4 separate regions of the Mus musculus genome follow, and all the other regions are linked to region 4. The links are chromatin loops, found by intact Hi-C in ENCODE. Cell type or tissue: heart. All regions are shown on one strand.

Region 1 (5,000 bases), 480 kb after region 4:
ACATTGAAAGTCTTTTCAAAGTACATGTGACCTCTTCCATAAAGATAGGTTCTGCTGACAGAGAAACAGCACTCATGAAAAGGGTCTAGGGAGAATGACTAAGATAAACATAAAAGTCTGGGCGAGCCAGATGTGCCCTGGCCATACAGACAGCGCAGAGGTCACCAAGGCTACTAGCCACCCCAGCCTTCTGAACAGAAAACATGGTATATCTCTTTCTTTGAAGAAACAAACCTTTGTGTTTAACACTCCTGGTTTCCCTGGTGCTTATCTGTGAGCACAAGAACCTCTTTGCCCCCAACACAATTGATTGGGAGGTAGAGTTTTATACCCCAAACTTCAAAATGCTAGCTGTGTCTGACTAAGCCAGCTCAGTCAGTCAATGGGGCCTCCAGGGAGGGAGTGAAGGTCGAAAAGGAAAGGACAACTAGACAACATTATAACATGACTTCAGCCAGTGCTGAGGCTGCAGCAGGTTGGTTTTTTCCAGTCTGCTTTGATAGCATTCTAAGTACATACACAGAGTATGGTCAGTCCTAAGGCATAAACAATGTGGTCAAGGAACAAACACAAAGCATAAACAAAAGTCCCACGATTACTGGTTTCCGGATTTTAACAAGACCCATCACCATACAAAGAACACACTCCTCAGCTGTATTCATCCTGAGCCTACTTCCTTGTCCTAGCCCAATGTCAAAGTCCTGCCAAGTTCCTAGATGGTGGGCCCCAAAAGCTCTCCACACGTGTGTTGTATAAACCTTACACAGGTGCTTGTACCGTTACATGGAATTTAAGTTAACAAGGGTGTGTAATAGCCCAAACTCCAGGGGAAAGCGGTTGCTGTTGTTAGCATGATGTTTCTAAATGTGAATAAAGATGGGCGAAGGTTACAAAAGGAAACATTCTTCCTTCAGTTTACACAGTCACTGCAAGCCAGAGATCTGTTCTGTGTATCAAAACCAAGCTAAAAATCTGTGATTAGGAGGCTGGAAACATTGTTCATTGGTTAAGAGCACTTGTTGCTCTTGCAGAGGACACAGGTTCCGTTCTAGCACCCACATGATGGCTCACAAACCATGTGCAATTCCAATTTCAGGGAACCTAATGCCATCTTTTAACTTCTTTGGGCACCAAGCACAAACGTGATACACATACATGCATCCAGGCAAACACCCACTTAAATACATAAGTCTTAAAATGTGTGTAAAATTGGGTTAAATTTAGGCTCCAATAACTCACAAATGGGTTTTTCACCTTCATAAATGTTCCCTGCACGGCAGAATGTGTTATATTCTTGACCTCTGTTTTTTGTTTGTTTGTTTGTTTGTTTGTTTTTTCTTTCTTTCTTTCTTTTCCCGAGACAGGGTTTCTCTGTATAGCCCTGGCTGTCTTGGAACTCACTCTGTAGACCAGGCTGGCCTCAAACTCAGAAATTCGCCTACCTCTGCCTCCCAAGTGCTAGAATTAAAGGCGTGCGCCGCCACTGCCCAGCTTGACCTCTGTTTAACCTTGGCTATTCCTACCCCTGTATTAAGGGGGACAACTAAACTGATCCTTTCAAGAAAGTACCAACCTAAAGAAAACCATTGGTCTAGACTATTTTAATTAGTGTTTACCTATGTATGGTTTGCTTGTATTTAAAAGAAAAATTTTGAGGTATACCTTTCCAAAGAAGTGATTTTCTAAAAGGCATCTTCAAAAATGTTTTGTGGATCCAAGAAAAACAACGTTAAAGACAAACTATACTTTTGTGTTAAATGTGCCTACAGAGTGCAAAGAGGCAAGGAGTGGTGGGGCACCCAGGAGGCAGATACAAGGCCAACCTGTTCTCCATAGTAGTTCCAAGAAAGCCAGAGCTATATAGAGAACCCCTGTCTTAAACAAAACAAACAAGCAAACAAACAAACAAAAAAACGAGGTTGCAAAGAATGGATGGAAGGGAGAAGGTGGCAGGTGGAACAAAATGCCACCACTAAGTAGATAACTTGTAAATTTCCTACCTGGAAGGCCGTGACCAAATTATTTCTTGTTGTCATGCAACACATAAAAAAGCTATTTTGTAGTTTTTAATTTCTTAAATTTTTGTTACAGCCACTGGATGTAGGTGCTGGAAATTGAACCCAGGTGCTCTCCAGCCAGGCCCCATTTCTTAGCTTTAGAGGGAGTACTCACTGAGACATATTTTTGCTGATAGAATTTTGGCACCTGCTCTTTCTTAATTGCTTTAAATTCACTTGTACCACTGGACAGAGAACCTTGCCAGCCCGGCCTACCTCAATTCCAAATCACTAGGTTGATCAATAAAAGAAATTCATTCTTCTGCCACCAGGGGTTGCTATTGCCATAGCTGCAACTGCAGGTTGGCTCCAGTTGCAGTTTAGAATGCTTTTCAAACAAAAGGCTCAAAATACAGTTATCTTTTATTAAATTTCAAATCACAGGTTTTATAGCTAACAAACCTGGGCAAACACTAAGAGAATATTCTAATGCAGCAACAAGGAAAAGACCCAGAAGATCAGCCCCAAGGGAAACCGACATCTAACAAGCAGTTCTCCTTCCTTCCACACAGGTTTCCCACTAATCACGGCCAAATAGCCAGCAAATGGTTCCAGGCAGGAAGTAATAGTTTTTATAAACATTAAAATGTAAACTGGGCCATGTGGTGGTGGCACACACCCAGCAATTTCTTTTTTTTTTTTTTTTTTTTTTTTTAGTGTTTTGCCTACATGTATACATGTGTACCGTATATCGACAGTGCCTATGGATGTCAGAAGAAGGTGTTGGATTCTTTGGAGCTGGGTTACAGATGGCTGTGATCCATCTATGTGGGTGCTGGGAACCAAACTTGGGTCCTTTGTAAGAGCAACAAGTGTTCTAAACTGTGTTCTAAAGTGTTCTCCTTTCCAGCCCCCAGTTTGATTGTTTTTAACCCTTGAGTGTGGGAGGAGCAGGGGTATAAAAGGCATGCGCCACTAACTGCCCAGCTTTGGATAGAATTTTCCAACAAAGAGAGATAAATAGAATATATAAATTTAAGTCTTACATGACATAGAAGGCTTCAGGAGGAAATGAACCAAAAAAAAAAAAAAAAAGTTTGAGCCAGAAATCATATGTTGATGAGAAAAATACTAGCCAGGCGTGGTGGCACACGCCTTTAATCCCAGCACTCGGGAGGCAGAGGCAGGCAGATTTCTGAGTTTGAGGCCAGCCTGGTCTACAAAGTGAGTTCCAGGACAGCCAAGGCCTATACAGAGAAACCTGTCTTGAAGAGAGAGAGAGAGAGAGAGAGAGAGAGAGAGAGATACTAAAGTGTCTTATGACAAAGGGGCTTGAGCTAACTACCCCACCCCCTTTGGTAAGACCATAGATGGTTTAAGGTCGTGTTTTGCCGCGAAAGCAGTTCAGCTTACCTTACAAGAAACAAAAGCAGGTGTTGAATCGTGAAAGCCCCCAGCCAGTTATTTTTAGCATGCCTCTTAATTTTTCTGTCCCCTGATTTCTTCTCTTCTGTGCCTAAGTCTGAATGGGTAACCACTTCAGGGAATGTCAGCAACAGAGGGGCCATGGAGGAAATGTCAACAAAGACAAGAAAGCAAACTATACAGACAGTCCACCCAAGCTGTTCAGCCATGGAACCATAGATAAATCCAACTATTACAGAAAAAAAAAAAAGAATTCCCTGCGACGTCAGTGCATGAGGTTCTGCCCTGGGTGGGCAGTGAATTCAGCTCCCCAGCACGACAGACAGCAGAGATTGGCTTGCACCTCTTTCATCCCTTTCCCCGGGGAGAAGCATGTCTTCCTGCAGGCACAGTGAAGGTCTCTTTCAGATCGCTGTTTTGTCTCCTGCTTTTAAGAGCAGGAGAAGTCAGAGTACTTGCGTTAGTTATTTCTCTGTTGCTGTGATAAAACTCCATGACCATGCCGGGTGGTGGTCTCACCAGCCTTTAGTCCAAACTTTTTGGGAGGCAGAGGCAGGAGGATCACTGGGAGTTTGAGGTCTACAGAGAGTTAGTTTCAGGACAGTCAAAGCTACACAGTGAAACCTTATAACAAAAACAAACAAACAAACAAAAAACACACCACAACCACAAGGAAGGCAATTTATAGAGGGAAGAGTTTTGAGGGGTTTTATGGTTCTAGGACTTCATGATCACTGGGAAGCACAGCAGGGAAGCTTCACAACAGGTAGGCATGGAGAAGGGAGAGCTCACATCTCATATTGTGAAGAGGAAGCAGAGCACAAACTGGCTGGTAGCTTTTGAAACAAACTCAGCCTCCAGTGATATACTTACTCCAGCAAGGCTACACCTCCTAAGCTTCTCCAATCAGAGCTACCCACTGGGGACCAAGTATTTGAATGTCTAAAACTAGGGGAGACATCTCAAATCACCACAGTACCAGTACCTGTTCTCTTCATATAAGTCAGCTGTCTCAACAACCATAGAATATTTGTGTGCTTCGAGGGAGGGGTAAACTGGTCTTTGAAAAAGACGTGTCCCCCAAGGGGAGGCTTGAAAAGTTCATCTTAGTCTTAATAGAGTGAATGAATGTAAATGCTTCTCATAATTACAGGACTAAGTCCATGAAACAATTGTTCGTTAACCTACCGCAGGCATCTGGCACCTTATGGCTCTCAATTATTAACTGTGAACTACCACTGAATGAGTATTACCTATATAAACTCTGGTGGTCAATGATCATGATTATAGAAACCTTGGAAGTTTACCTAAGGACAGAGTCCTGGCTCTGTACTGGCTTCCACTGCCTTACTGGTTGACCTTGGGCTTTAGCTTCATCATCCTTTAAGTCTAGACGATGACACCTATTTCATGGGATTATGAGGATTAGTGTGGGGGTGGGGTGGGGGGGGTAAAGAGTGTAAAGATTTCACACTTTGCTCAGCAGATAACTATTAATCAGTTATTAGAATGTTTATGTTCCCTAAGAGTCAGTGGTTATGTTTATGGAAGAGGTCTTAACTAGAAGGCAGACTGGAT
Region 2 (5,000 bases), 110 kb after region 4:
AGAAGATACAGTGCCGTCCCCTGTTCAGGTGAGAAGCCCAGGATCCTCCAGGAAAGGAAACATAATGGTGAACTCTTTAGTATTATAGAAAGAGAGAGGGTTAGTGGATAAAGGTGATGGATGACTCTCAAACATTTGGACAAAATGTGGAAACACTGCGACAGAAAGAACCAAGAAGCTGGATGACTGAGAGACCAAAACTCAGCAGCCACCCTCACTGGTGGCTGTGCGTGGACTCCCTATCAATAGCTCATCTCAATTATAGCAAGCAAAGAAAACAAAAGCTCATCTGAACCAGGCAGTGGTGGCCATGCCTTTAATCCCAGCACTCGGGAGGCAGAGGCAGGCAGGTTTCTGAGTTCGAGGCCAGCCTGGTCTACAAAGTGAGTTCCAGGACAGCTAGGGCTACACAGAGAAACCCTGTCTCGGGGGGGGGGGGGGGGGGGGGAAGAAGCTCATCTGCTCATCACGTATAATATGTATACACCAATCATTTCTACACGCGTGTGTCATGAGAATTGAATGAGAACATTCCAGGGCAGTAAATGCTATTCCTAGCCTGGTGCACATAAATAAATAAACAAATAAACAAACAAATAAATAAATAAATAAAGTCTTTCCTGAGGCGAAAGTAAACAGGTTTTTTTTTTTTTTTTTTTTTTTTGACCTGGTTAATTACAGATACTTGTCTATGTTCTGTTGTGAATGTCAGCATTCAGTAACTTACCTTAACAATATCGAGCCTGTTGTTGCTGATTGTTAGTATTTTGGCTCTATGAGTTGTTTTGTTGCTTTGTTTGTCTTAGAGAGCTATTTCATCAGGACCTGAGAAAGCTTAGCCCTCAGAAGTGCTTATAGTGAGACCACACAATGACATGCAACATCACTCAGACTCGTGAGTATTCTCCATCCCCCTTTGGTTAGGAGCTTCCACGGATGACATAAAAAGGAAATTTAGCATTGCAGATGATCCTGTGAAACAAGTATATCTGGCAGTGTGGCAATTGTTTGAGGTACTAGAAAGTGTTAGTTAGCCCCGCTTTACTCTGTTACAAACATCTCTTGTAAAGGTGAAGAAAATGAGCTGAAGAACAAAGTCAACATTCCATAGACTGAGGTAGTCAGGAAACATGGTCAGGGAAATGGGGGACTCAGTTAGATGCAACCCAGGACAGCTAAGACGGGGCCTGGCTCTGCATGTCTTTGATTTGACCATGTCACCACAAAGAAATTCCAAAGAGACAAGCCTCCTAGACCAAGCTGATGCAGATTTCAGGCATACAGTAAAGGGCCATCCACCAAGGGTCTCTCTCAGGGCTGTCTTTGCTGCAGCACCGAATGCCCTACAGAGCTAGTATGCTGCAGCTTCCCAAAGTCAGGGTGGACCGGAAGACCCTCCCGCCCCTTTCAGACACATATTCTGCCTGATACAAAACAACCACTCAGTCCACGATACCTGTGTTGTTTTCCAACTATCTTAAAGATTTTCAATCAGAAATTCTACAAGCAAGAAAAACACATGACATTCCCAACTACGGAAATGTATATCCATACCACCATACACAAGTGTTTATAGCTACTTTTTATTCATCGTGAATAATGAATCTGCTTTAAAGACAGGCTGTTGAGTTCGAGACCAGAATTTAGTTTCTCCTTGTCTGCAGCATTCCATGCTGGCATCAAGAGGGCCTCCTTTAATTAGGAAGGACACAAGTGGAAAAGAACGTAATTGGGCTGAGGTTTTAATGCCTGGCTTTGCCAGGCTCTCTTACTGCAGACCCGAGGCACTGGCCCAAGCATTCCACCAGGCTCCACCCAAACCCACCAGCTGGACGAGGAACCACGGGACGTTAGAATCAGAGTAACTTTGGCCAACAATCTGAGACACTTGGGAGAAAATTCATTCTAAATCTAACAGCTTCCTGCTCTCAGGAAGGCCTCTGGGCTTCCGGTGCCTCTGGTCCTCCTTCCCGGCTCTTCTGTGGAGGCTAGCTTCCTCCAAGCTGACCCCGAGGGAGCCGCCTTCTCGTAGGTGGAAAGCGAAGAGAAGAGAGCGGGTAAGCAGTGGAGACACATTGGCTGTACTCAGGACCTGTACCAGAGGTGGCAGGAGGACACCACCGAGCCCTGCTCCACCCATCGCAGCCTCGAGACCCTCTGCGCGGGGATGCTGACCCCTGCTGGCCACCTGAGAGATTGCAGCGTGGCCGACTCCCAAGGGGCGGCAAGTGTAAGGGTAAGGGTAAGGAGATGGGGATGGGAAAGGGGTTGCTGTGTAGTAAGCGTGGGTGGTAGAAGACTAGGGCCAGGATGTTGGGCACCATCAGAGGCCCCTCCACCACCCGGTGGCTGCCCAAGTGCTGTCCGCTCCTCTTGTTTCTAGGAAAAAGAGTGAGAGGAGCCGTAAGGGCTATGGAGCCCAAATCAGCATGCCTCTAGGACCTACCTGAGCCTCCAGAAGACCCCTCAACAGGAACCGTTGTCCGAACCAACCAACTCCAAACCTAAACCTCAGAGGCCTCCTCATGCAGACAGATTGCTGACCTATCTCTGGGGTAGTCAGCTGAAATACCCCAGAGATATTCACGGCCTAATCCCAGGAAGTTTCTTTAAATGGCAAAAGAAACCTAGAGTGTGTTACCCTCGATTATTTAGGTAGATTCTACATGTAATCAGGTATATCACCAAAGGGGAAGTGAGGTAAAGGAATATTTATTTCACTACAGAACAGAAGGCAAGCCATCTTGCAGGAGGACCTGAGGAGAGAAGGAGAGAGTCAGGAGAGAACAGATTCCCTCTACAGTGCCCAGAGTCTCCCCTGACTGATTTGGACCCAATGAAATTCCAAACTCTGGTGTCAAGAACTTTAAAAGAATAAATGTGTGCTGTTTTGAGGTATTGAGTTTGTAGCTTTTTTAAAAAAGCAGCAGCACTGAGGTAATGTGTTGCTTCCCACTCAGTAGTGAGTTCTTAGAATTAAGTGGCTAATGAACAAGACAAACCCCATTTCCATCCCCAGGGAGTTTTATCTGCCATCTCCTGAGCTTTAAAATATTGCTGGCAAATTCTTAGATAGGGTAGCAGAGAAGACAAGGAACACATCAAAAAGACTAGCCCGTAGACATGCAACAAACAAACAAACAACAGCAACGAAGAACAGATTTCACACCTGCTGGGCAGCTACAGTCAAAGTGACAGGGGCAAGCAGTTTCTTGTTTGTTTGTTGTTGTTTGTTTATTTTGCTTTTTTGATGACTTGGAGAAGCCCAGTCCGCACACACTGTTGGAGGGACTCTATGGCATACCCAACCTGGAAAGTAGCTTGGCAATTTCTTTTAAAACTGAGCATACATAACCGGATCACTCGGCACTGTGTTCCCAGGAGTAGCTGCCAGGGATTGAAGCCATTAGAAGGTTCATTCGATCTAAACTCCACTGCGGGTGCTCGCACAGCGCACTCCTCGATACCTGCCTGTACTGGCTAGTTTTGTGTCAACTTGACACACCTGGAGTTATCACCGAGAAAGGAGCTTCAGTTGAGGAAATGCCTCCATGAGATCCAACTGTAAGGCATTTTCTCAATTAGTGATCAAGGGGGAAAGGCCCCTTGTGGGTGGGACCATCTCTGGGCTGGTAGTCTTGGTTCTATAAGAGAGCAGGCTGAGCAAGCCAGGGGAAGCAAGCCAGTAAGTAACATCCCTCCATGGCCTCTGCATCATCTCCTGCTTTCTGACCTGCTTGAGTTCCAGTCCTGACTTCCTTGGTGATGAACAGCAGTATGGAAGTGTAAGCTGAATAAACCCTTTCCTCCCCAATTTGCTTCTTGGTCATGATGTTTGTGCAGGAATAGAAACCCTGACTAAGACACTGCCCAAATGTTTTAGATTCACGAATGAAAGACACACACACACACACACACACACAGCCTCATTTTTAATATGCCCTAAGCAGCCAGGAGCTGGGTCACTACCCAGATGCTTACATGGCTGTACACTTCGTCTCCTGCAGCTCTTAGGCATGACTTTCCTGCTTCCCCATGGTTCCCTTGCCGGGAAAATCTAAGGTTCCCCCCTCTGTCTCCCTGTCCAGCCACTGGCCACTGGCAACTTTATTTACCAATTACAGCCAACTGTGGGCAAGGACCCTCAGAGTCTTACAGACAGACGTACAGGTTCCCATGTGATTTGGGAAACTGAATTAACACAAATAGCATTAGATCCAGTCCACAACAAGGATTCAACTGAGATAACTAAATACATGTATGTAAAACCACCTACACGAATATACATGCTTTGTACATAATAGCTACAGCCCAGAACCCATGGTCAACAGTGCATGGAAATGCAATGTATGTGAGTAGATTATTATCCACAAACCAAAAGGAACAGATCTCATACAGAATGCATAGACCACACTGGCTGAAAGACGCTGTACACAGAGGACTGAGTGTCACTTGATTCCACTTATCATAACCTGTTAAGATGCAAACCTAGCCAGGCTTGGTGGCACACACCCGGTATCAGGAAGCAGAGGCAGGGGCATTGTGATTTCAAGGCCAGCCAGCTCTGTATGAAAATGGTGTTACAGAATAGGCAAATCCACAGAGACAGAAAGATGGCCCATTGCCTGAGACCAGAGATGAGCCTAGGATTGGGGACCAGCCACAAGGGACAGAGGGTCAGTCTGAGGTGATGACTTTTAAAACCAGATTGTGTGGTGATTACACAGGACACTTAGAGCAAATACATCTTACTGTCCAAAAATTATACTTCAATTTTAAAAAGTCAACTCATCCCGTGGTAAGCCTTAAATCATACTTTAAGAGAGGCTCTTCAAAAAAAATATTCCAAAGCATTAAGTAGGACAGGAAGCCAAACAAGATGGGTTTCAGGGCAATAGCCCAACTCTTTTTTAGATCAATGTAGCAGTGATTTCCCCCACCAGCAACCCACTGGTGTAATGCTATCTTCACTTTGTTATTTCATTCATTCATTCTGTTTT
Region 3 (5,000 bases), 460 kb after region 4:
CTAGCACCATGTCTGCCTGCATGCTGCCATGCTTCCTGTTATAACGATAATGAATAAAATCTCTGCACTGTAAGTCAATTATATGTTTTACTTTACAAGAGTTGCTATGGTCATGGTGTCTGTTCCCAGTGATGGAAATCCTAAATAAGACGGTCACTATGTGCCAGGTATGGCAGCAGACTCTTCATTCCAGCACAGGAGGTAACAGAGTCAGGAGGTTCTTTGTGAGTTTGAGGCCAGCCTGGTCTACATATTGAGCTTCAGAACAACCAGTACTAACACACACACACACACACACACACACACACACACACACAAAGTATATTTTTAAAAAATGAGAAATGGAGGTTATAAAAATAACTTTTATTCACCTGATATAATTGTCTCAGAGGCTTACTGTTGAATAATCTTATCCTTTTTAGTTCTTTCTGAACTCTGGCTGGCTAGTTCAACTCTGCCGTTCTGGCTAAAACTCCTCTCCAAGTTGACTGACTCAATCTGACTTCTCTCGGCTTCTAACTGAATTGCTCTGTCATCAAACTAACTCTGGCAATTTATTCTAATCTTCTAGCTCCTTCCTATTGTCTGGCTTCTGCTGCCTCTGCTGACCTACACTGACTGCATGAACTCAGGAACAAACTCAAGTCCACTGTGCTGCACTCACTGCACTGACCCCTGACGGACTCCTCTCCCTGCACTGCTCTTAAATAGCTTCTATTTCCCGTGCGTTCTCACAGGAGTTGGGAATATCCTATCTCTGACTCATTCCGTCAAATCTTTCTCTGATTCACCACTTTGCCTCTCAATTAGACATCACTTTCAAACACTAGTGCTGCTTCCTCTGCACACTAATCTTATGTGCATTGTTTGGGATTGAAGGTGTGGAGTGCATCTGCATTCTAGCCAGAGCACACAGAACTAGGTCTTTGGATGTTATCCCTTCCCAGAGCAGCCATGTTGCTGGATTAAAATTCTTCTACAGGAGGCAAAGAAAGTTGTAAAAAGGCTAATTTATATTTTTGCTTTCATCTTTATGTGCGTATTCATATTCACTGTCAGGATGCTCCCATATGTAGCCACTCCTTGAATATACAGGTACAAGGGGCAAGGAAATAGTCTGTCTCACTGATGTTCACAAAGTCCAGAGGTATACAATGATGTTGACTTGAATACATGGCTATATTTCATATAAACTAATAATAATTTGTTTTCTAAAATGCAAAATATGCTCTGGATAAAGAAAGGTAAATTTAAAGTCGTAAATGGTAATGGCAGGTTCTCTGTTAAGAAATAGTGTAGGGCTAGAGAAGATGGTTCAGCGTGTAAGAACGTGGCTGCTCTTACAAAGAACCAGGTTCAGATCCCAGCACCCACATGATGCCTCACAACCATCTAGATCCAAGGGAACTGAAGCTCTCTGTGGGTACCAGGCATGAATACGGTACACAGACATACATGCAGGCAAAGTACTCATACACACATAGTAATAAAAATGACTTTTTAAAGCTAGGCCATGGTGGCACACACCTTTGAGTACAACACTTGGGAGGCAGAGGCAGGAGGATCACTATGAGTTCCAGGTCAGCCAGGGCTGCACAGAGAAACAAAAACCTGAGAGAAAGAGGGGTGTGGGTGTGTGTGTGGGGGGGGGGGGATTTTACATAGAAACCCTGTCTCAAAAAAACATAGATAGATAGATCAATAGATAGGTAGGTAGATAGATAGATAGGCAGGCAGTCGTATAAATAAGCAAGCCCAGGCTGCAGTCTAGGATGACTTTCATCTTCCAATCCTCCTCCTCCTTCCTCCCCAGTTCTAGGACTGCAGCCGTGTACAAGCACTGTGCCTGGCTATGCAAAATTCTGTGGAATTTGTTTTGTTTTGTTTTTTTAATGAAAGAATTAGTTGAAACAATTTCTTTTTCTAATTTTTAAATTTGTTTATTTCATGTGTATGAATGTTTTGCCTCAATTGGAGACCAGAAAGACCTCTGATCCCCTAAAACTGCAGTAACACTGGGTTGTGAGTCACCATTTGTGTGCTGGGAATCAACCCTGGCTCTTCTAGAAGAGCAACAAGCACTTTTCTTTTCCTTTCTGTTTTTCTGTTTTTGTAGACCAGGCTGGCTTTGAACTCAGAGATCCGCCTGCCTCTGCCTCTCAAGTGCTGGGATTAAAGGCGTGCACCACCACCGTCTGGCTCCCACTCTTTTTAATTTTATAATTAAAAATTCTACTATATTAATTTATCCATCTGTATGTGACATGTACTTGTCATCCATGCATTTGTAAAGCTTGTGCCGCCACTGCCAGCCTGCAAAAAGAGCTCCTAACCACTAAGACATCTCGCCAGACCCATTGAAACAAATTTTTTATTAAAAATAATTTTAATTTCAAAATGCCAAGCCAAATGTTTAGATGTTTTTATACACAAAATTATTACTGTTGAATAGCCAGCAAAAGTATTTTCTGCCTCGAACATTCCAGAATAAGGAAACATTTAGACATCTTTATGCAGTCCTGCAGCTATTAGCAAACCAATATTCTACTGCCGCCTACAGTAGAAAAATAAAATTACAGCTAAAACCTAAACGTACGCCCATATTTTACCTCAGGACTGTGTCATGCCAAGAGACTCGTGCAAGATAGTTGCTGCAAGTTCACATCCTACCTGGGCTACCCGTGGAGTCCCAGGCCAATCTATATTAAAGACTGAGACTGTATCCCAAGTAATTAACTCACAGGTTTTTTTTTGTTTGTTTGTTTGTTTGTTTTTAGAGACACAGTTTCTCTGTATAGCCTGGCTGTTCGGACACTTTTACAGACCATACTGGCCTCAAACTCAGAGATCTGCCTACCTCTGCCTCCTGAGTGCTGGGATTAAAGGTGTTCACCACCACTGCCTGGATTTGTTTAATTTTCTTGTGTGTGGGGGGGTACTCTTTAAATCTATTTTTACTAATGTTTAATTACATTATCCAAACCATATTGTAAGAGTAAAATCTTTCTCTATAAGAGGGACCCAGACCTTAACACAACTGACTCCATGATGGAAGTGCCATTCAGGCCATAAAACTCAGCACACAGACAGCACCACCTGCCAAAAATTAAAACAAAGATTTAATCAGTTAAAGCCCATAAGCTATGGGAAAGATTCTAAATGAACTGACCTTGCTTCTGACTAGTTCTGCTTCTGGCTAGATGTTCTTGTTAACTGAAATATGTCAACCTAGGATATGGTTTTGGTGCTTAAAAGGTCACCCTGAGAAAGGCTCAGTGTTGCACTGCAGTCCCAAACACACAGTGTAGTACCAGCAGCCTAATAAAGATTTTCTAGCTGAGTGACAGCATTGTAGCCCTTTAATCCCGGCACTCAGGAAGCAGTGTAATCAGTATAGTATTTTTTTAAAAGTCTTTACACATGTAAAAATAGCTTAGTCAGGACCTCCACTACAGCCAACACTGTGTCTGATACCCAGAACCCAGCAACTTCACACACTCAAGAGAACCTGATACAGGTATAAACCCCATGATGCGGACTGCTCTGCATATCTGGAGTGATACCTCCTAGATGAACCCTGTGGCTGGACAGTCTCCCCAGGATCCTGACCCTCAAATCAGAGACTTCTGTAAGACTGGACCTGACCTCCAGCTAAGATACATCACACAGGTGAGCACCTTGGGGATAAAGACTTAGGACCATATTTAGAAATTTAAAGTGTGAACCTTGTATGATGACCCTCAGCATAAAATATAACTTTTGCTATACACAGGTATCTACCTTCTTTCTTGTGACACAGAGGCAGGCAGAGCTTTCTTCTTAGTTAGGGTTTTACTGCTGTGAATAGACACCATGACCAAGGCAAGTCTTATAAAGGACAACATTTAACTAGGGCTGGCTTACAGATTCAGAGGTTCAGTCCATTACCATCAAGGCAGGAACACGGTAGCACACAGGCATGGTGCAGGAAGAGCTGAGAGTCTGACATCTTCATCTGAAAGCTGCTAGAAGACTAGCTTCCAGGCATCTAGGATGTGGGTCTTAAAGCCAATGACACACTTACTCCAGCAAGGCCACAGCTTCTAACAGTGCCACTCCCTATACAAACCATCACATTCTACTCCCTGGCCCCTATAGGCTTGTGCAAGCATAAGAGCCTATGGGGATCATACCTAAACATAGCATGATGCAAGGCCAGTCTAGTCTACAGAGCAAGTTCCAGGACAGCCACAGCTACACAGTAAAACCCTTGTCTCTGAAAAAACAAACAAACAAACAAACAAAAATAAAAGATTTTTTTCTTGGCTTAAACACTTGTCTGAGCAGTCTTCTCTGGTGAATACCCCACAAAACTACATTACAGAACAAATGAAAGGAATGTGTTTGCAAAAAACAAAACACATTCAATTTTTTATTCCCTTGGTTTTTCGAGACAGGGTTTCTCTGTGTAGCCCTGGCTGTCCTGGAACTCACACTGTAGACCAGGCTGGCCTCGAACTCAGAAATCCGCCTGCCTTTGCCTCCCGAGTGCTGGGATTAAAGGCGTGCGACACCACACCAGGCCCACATTCAATATTTAAAAAACAAAACAACAACAAAACCAAAACCCCTTACTTTCCACAAGAGTGAGGAGCTGAAGCCAGAAAAACGGTTTACCTGGTAAAGCCCTTGACAAACAAATATAAGAACTTAATTTCTATTCCCAGCACCCACATAAACAAGCCCGGGAAGGTGAGCTGCCAGCACCGGCATGGAGGGGTGCCCTGCAGTGAGACAAGCCTGCCCCGGCTCAGGGCTGAGCATTCTTACTGCAGGAGCACTCCCACTGCAGGGGGCGGAGACAAAAAAAGCAGTAAATCGTACTGCGCAGGCCTGCCTTTCCCGGAGTAAAGACGTAACTGCAGATTACAGGGTAACTGCGCAGATCAGACATACTGCGGATAACTGCAGATACCTGGATGACTGCGCAGGCGGACCGTACTGCAGATAACCACCCGCAA
Region 4 (5,000 bases):
ATCGCCAGTAATGTATTTAGTAGATGCATTATGGCTATCTTGCATTCTCTAATAGTACAAACATTATTAGGATGACCTGAATCCACGTTACCAGGCTACAGGCACTCATAGTTAGCTCAGAATAGATTCTTTCTTACTCCCTTCAGAACAAGAACTATATTTTATGAAAAGAATTGTAAAATGTTACTGCTTGCCATGATCTTGACTTTTAAAATTGGATTTATTCATTTTACACGAATTTAGCCTGAAGTTTTGTTTGTACACCACTTGTGTGTTCGATGCCCTTGGAGATCAGAAAGAGATTTCTGATGGAGTTAGAGATGGTTGTGAGTCACCATGTGGGTAAAGGGAAATGAACTTGGGTCCTCTGCAAGATCAATGAGTGTTGGCAACCACTGAGATATCTCTAGGCCCAGAACCCTTTACCAGAAAGATTAAAAGGGAAGAGTGGAATATAAGTCTTGGTAAAGCTCACAGAGTGACAGGAATGTTCGAATATAGCTGGAGAGTTTGCTGAAACCTCTTTGAGAAAGCCTTGGCAGATCCCAATAAAATTGGTCTTACATACCACTTGCCTCAGCACTTCCCCGGACACATTCGACATAAACATGTTACACTGGCATAAACATGTATGTTTCAACATAAACATGTAGGTTACACTCTACATAAATGTGTATGTTATACTCAACATAAACATGTATGTTCATCAACAAGCATTTTCACCAAGAGTGGCACTTGTCATAACTGCTCCTAAGTAGAAATTACACAGGAACTTATCAACATGAAAGAAAATTCATAAAAAATGTTGACAGCAAAGTCAGATTTTCTTTTTAAACTTGAATGTGCAATCAGTCTACTATAAAGTATAAAACAGGCCACTGCTTCACAAGCAACTGAGAAAGGGTAGCTCCTGGAGATGATGATACTGTTGACTGACCTGGGACCTAATACATCCGACTGTGCTTTTCTTTATGTCTATTACACCTAATGGTTTGTTTTGGTTTTTGAGGATTTTGCAATGTATCCCAGGCTAACCTTAAACTGGAGATCTCCTGTCTCTGCCTTCTAAATGCTAAAATGATATGTCTTAAGAGAAAGCAGGGAAAGGCTGATATTTTTAGTTTTAAAATCACCTATATTCCAGAAACAACTGCTTTCAATACTTTTAAGTTATTTCCCTGTCTTCTGAAGCAGGTATGCTTGGCTCATCCACCCTCTTAAGAATGTCAAGGGCAATTTTCTGAGGAACATCCTTAGTGAGGTAACCCAATCACAAAAGAAGTCATTAGATATGCACTCACTGATAAGTGGATATCAGCCCAGAAACATAGAACACCCAAGATACAATTTGCAAAACACAAGAAAATCAAGAAGAGGGAAGACCAATGGGTGGATACTTCATTCCTCCTTCTAATAGGGAACAAAATACCCATGAAAGGAGTTACAGAGACAAAGTTTGGAGCTAAGACGAAAGGATGGACTTTCCAGAGAATACCCCACCCAGAGATCCATCCCATAATCAGCCACCAAACCCAGACATTATTGCATATGCCAGCAAGATTTTGCTGAAGGGACCCTGTCATAGCTGTCTCATATGAGTCTATGCCAGTGCCTGGCAAATACAGAAGTGGATGTTCACAGTCATCTATAAAATGGAACACAGGGCCCCCAATGGAGAAGCCAGAGAAAGCACCCAAGGAGCTGAAGGGGTCTGCAACCCTATAGGTGGAACAACAATATGAACTAACCAGTACCCCCAGAGCTCATGTCTCTAGCTGCATATGTAGCAGAAGATGGCCTAGTTGGCCATCATTGGGAAGAGAGGCCCCTTGGTACTGCAAACTTTATATGCCCCAGTACAGAGGAATGTCAGGGCCAAGAAGTGGGAGTGGGTGGGTAGGGGAGGAGGGCAGAGGGAGGGTATAGGGAACTTTCGGGATAGCATTTGAAATGTATATAAAGAAAATATCTAATAATAATAAAAAGAATGTCAAGGGCATTTTTTTAAAATATCTATGTTCGTTTTCCATTTCCCTCAAGAAATGGTGCACCAATTTTGCAGAGGAATTGCTATGGTGTGAGAGCTCCTTGTGGCTCAGCCCAGGTCCGAATGGCTTATTACTTGTGATCATCTTAAGACGACGCGGCTTTAAAGCAAGACGGAGGAACCCGCCATTTTCAGCAGCACTAGGCCACGTTAGGCTGCGGGCCCGTGGCCCTGGCTCGCCTCTCCAAGGGGAAGCCTCTGGAGGATTCTGTAGCGTTCGGGGAAGCCCAGGTACCAGGTCCCTAGGGGCCCCGCACTGCCCGGTTGCCAAGGGAACCGCCACGCGCCGCTGTGCCCGCCGACTAGCGGGTGTGTGAGAGGCCAGCGGGCAGGCCAGGCATGGAGCTGCCGGACCCTGTTCGCCAGCGCCTGAGCAACCTCAGCCTCACCGTGTTCGGCGACTCCAGCCGCACCGGGCCAGAGTCCAGTGATGCGGCCGGTGAGTGGCGAGGGCGCAGGCCCACGCGGGGGTGTGGCTCGCGGGCGGGAGGCCGCACAGGCCGTGCCCGGGTGAAAGATGGCTGCTCCGGCTTCAGCCAGGGCTCTGTGCCCCGGGAGAAACCACGGCCCTGCGGCGGACCCGGGAGACCACGCGCTTCCGCCGCCGCAGCTACTGCACCCGGTGGCGCGGTCGCCGAGCGGATCAGGATGCGGATCAGGAACGCCTTCTTCCCCACGCGGGTCCCCGCTGAGTCCCCAGCGTGACAGCCGCCGGCTCACACAAAACCGGGCTGTGTCCAAACCCCTCCTAGCAGAGCAAGACCGGCTGCTGCCAAACCGACAAGGCCTTCCTCTGCCTGTTCCTTCTTTCTCCCTGTATAAAAAACTCTCCTCCCGAAATCTAAAAACGAAATACCAACGAGTTAACTCCAGCTTCTGCCTCCTCAATCAGGAGGACAGCATACATGGTTGTCTCCTTTGAAATCAAGGAATTGGAAATCCTTTCGATGGCTTGGTTTGGGCTTTCTTATTTTTATTTTTATTTCTTAAATAGGGCATTGAAAAGCAAACCACTTGCCATCATTGCATGTTGTCACCTTGGTCATTCGTGTAATTTACGCTATATGGAGAAAAGCCTGTAAAATTAGGATTTCGTGTTTCCGATTCAAAGTGTGAGCCGTACGGGGCACTAAAATCGAATAATACAAAGTCTCTGGGAAAAAAAGTGTGTGTGGGGGGGGCGGGGGTGACATTTGTTCTGAAGTTCTTTAGAGCCTCAGCAGCCTAGATAGTCGTGATGGTGTGGACAGCAATAGAACTAGGTAAAGACATCAGCCCTGTAATTTCTTATGGTTCTTACGTGTCAGAAAATATTGTTTTCCCAGACATTCAAACGTGAGAAAAGCTGTTTAAGTTCACTGTCTCTGCCAAGACAGGCAATTAATTGGTCAGAAAAATTTGTCTGACCAATTATATAATACTTAAATTTTATCTCATTACAGAACTTAACTGGAACTTTTGTAAAATTTAATGAACTCACACCTTGTGCCTTGTGGTTCCTCTTCATTTGGTCTGATTTTTCAATTGTATAAATTTGATGTGTTGAAGTATGGACATGAGCCTACATAAAATCAAAACCCTGACATTCTAAACAGCCACTCTTCTCAAGCTATATCCCCATAGCCTTTAAAACAAACAACAACAAAATTTATTTGGTTACAATGCAATCAAGAAGTACCTGGGCTATCCTGAAATTTTCTAAGTAGTCCAGACTGGCTTTGATCTTGAAATATTCCTGCTTCAGTCTCTTTGCAAAAAAAAAAAAAAAAGACTACAGTTTCTGCTCTAAAGGTTCTAAAAGTATCAGCTTAGCTAGTGTGTAATTACTTTCCTGTTTTCTTCTTGGCGAATCTGACTGTAAGATCACACCCACAATGGATCAAGAATTGTACTGTTGCCCAAAGTAAAATAATAATAATGAAAAAAATCCTAGTGGATTTTCCTTAGCGCTAACAAATTTTAAAAATTCCTAGCCCAGAGGTAGTAGTGCATGCCTGTACTCCCAGCACGCAGGGGCCGAGGCCAGCCTGGTCTTCAGATCAAGTTCCAGGAGAGCCAGGCCTTTACAAAGAACCCCGACTTGGAAAAAAAAAAATCATTCCTATATTTGGGATAATTTAAGAAGTCAAAGCAAGAAAAAGCAGACCACAATAGTCAGCCTTGCTCTTAAAACTTAATTTGCTTCTAGAGACCATGAATTTTTCATTAATTTATTTATTTTTATTTTATGTGCATTGGCGTTTATGCTTGTATGACTGCATGTATGCTTGTGTTACAGACAGTTGTGAGCTGCCATGTGGGTGCAAGATTTAAGTCCAGGACCTCTGGAAAAGCAGTCAGTGCTCTTACCCGCTGAGCCATCTTCCCAGCCTCCAACCCCATGATTGTTTTAAAAGTATTAAATGTCAATTAAAAAAAAAAAAAAAACTATGCAGAGAAAAACAAAAAACAGTCTCAAGGAATTTGTAATTTCTAAATTCTTACATTTAGAACAACCAATTTAAAATAAGAATGTAGTTAAATTTATAATGTATTTTTAGGGTTCAATTTTTATAATCAAATTCTTGTTGAGGGGGTTGGTGAGATGGCTCAGCAGGTAAGAGCACTGACTGCTCTTCCAAAGATCCTGAGTTCAAATCCCAGCAAACACCTGGTGACTCACAACCACTCGTAATGAGATCTGATGCCCTCTTCAGATAGTAGTGTCAGAAGACAGCTATGGTGCACTTACATATAATAATAAATAAACCTTTTTGAAAAAAAAAATTCTTGCCGGGCGTGGTGGCGCACGCCTTTAATCCCAGCACTTGGGAGGCAGAGGCAGGCGGATTTCTGAGTTCGAGGCCAGCCTGGTCTACAAAGTGAGCTCCAGGACAGCCAGGGATACACAGAGAAACCCTGTCTCAAAAAAAAACCAAAAAAAAAAAAAAAAATTCTTGTTGAAGGACCTTTT

The links. Peaks named below come from ENCODE experiments on the same cell type or tissue, not always from the same donor. Only the 100,000 strongest peaks of a DNase experiment are listed, where the experiment ranks them.
Region 1: it touches region 4 in a loop (2.2-fold over the local background); 8 of 42 quality-filtered maps call a loop at or near these places.
Region 2: a loop joins it to region 4, with 4 times the contacts of the local background. A loop is called at or near these places in 13 of 42 quality-filtered maps.
Region 3: a loop joins it to region 4, with 2.7 times the contacts of the local background. A loop is called at or near these places in 9 of 42 quality-filtered maps.

The regions. Positions count from the first base shown.
Region 1 is chr11:22,985,173-22,990,172 of GRCm38, forward strand. No RefSeq gene overlaps it. Among named protein-coding and RNA genes, the nearest start is that of Cct4, 2.9 kb to the right of the region's middle. In heart, a CTCF peak has its summit at 2,327 (motif pointing right); no DNase peak of the experiment used is centred here; H3K4me3 peaks cover 317 bases; H3K27ac peaks cover 390 bases.
Region 2 is chr11:22,615,595-22,620,594 of GRCm38, forward strand. It overlaps Gm12052 (predicted gene 12052), which reads left to right. Exons shown (of 5, transcript NR_166746.1): 3 at 807-895; 4 at 1,763-2,236; 5 at 2,727-2,898. Among named protein-coding and RNA genes, the nearest start is that of Gm12052, 6.4 kb to the left of the region's middle. In heart, no CTCF peak of the experiment used is centred here; a DNase peak (open chromatin) is centred at 2,167; H3K4me3 peaks cover 595 bases; H3K27ac peaks cover 503 bases.
Region 3 is chr11:22,967,117-22,972,116 of GRCm38, forward strand. The region is part of intron 1 of Commd1 (COMM domain containing 1); the gene reads right to left. Zrsr1 (zinc finger (CCCH type), RNA binding motif and serine/arginine rich 1) reads left to right here and starts at 4,889. Exons shown (of 1, transcript NM_011663.3): 1 at 4,889-5,000. In heart, a CTCF peak has its summit at 2,549; a DNase peak (open chromatin) is centred at 4,975; H3K4me3 peaks cover 371 bases; H3K27ac peaks cover 160 bases.
Region 4 is chr11:22,510,098-22,515,097 of GRCm38, forward strand. It overlaps Tmem17 (transmembrane protein 17), which reads left to right and starts at 2,186. Exons shown (of 4, transcript NM_153596.3): 1 at 2,186-2,486. The coding sequence starts at 2,387. In heart, a CTCF peak has its summit at 2,371; a DNase peak (open chromatin) is centred at 2,624; H3K4me3 peaks cover 1,256 bases; H3K27ac peaks cover 1,363 bases.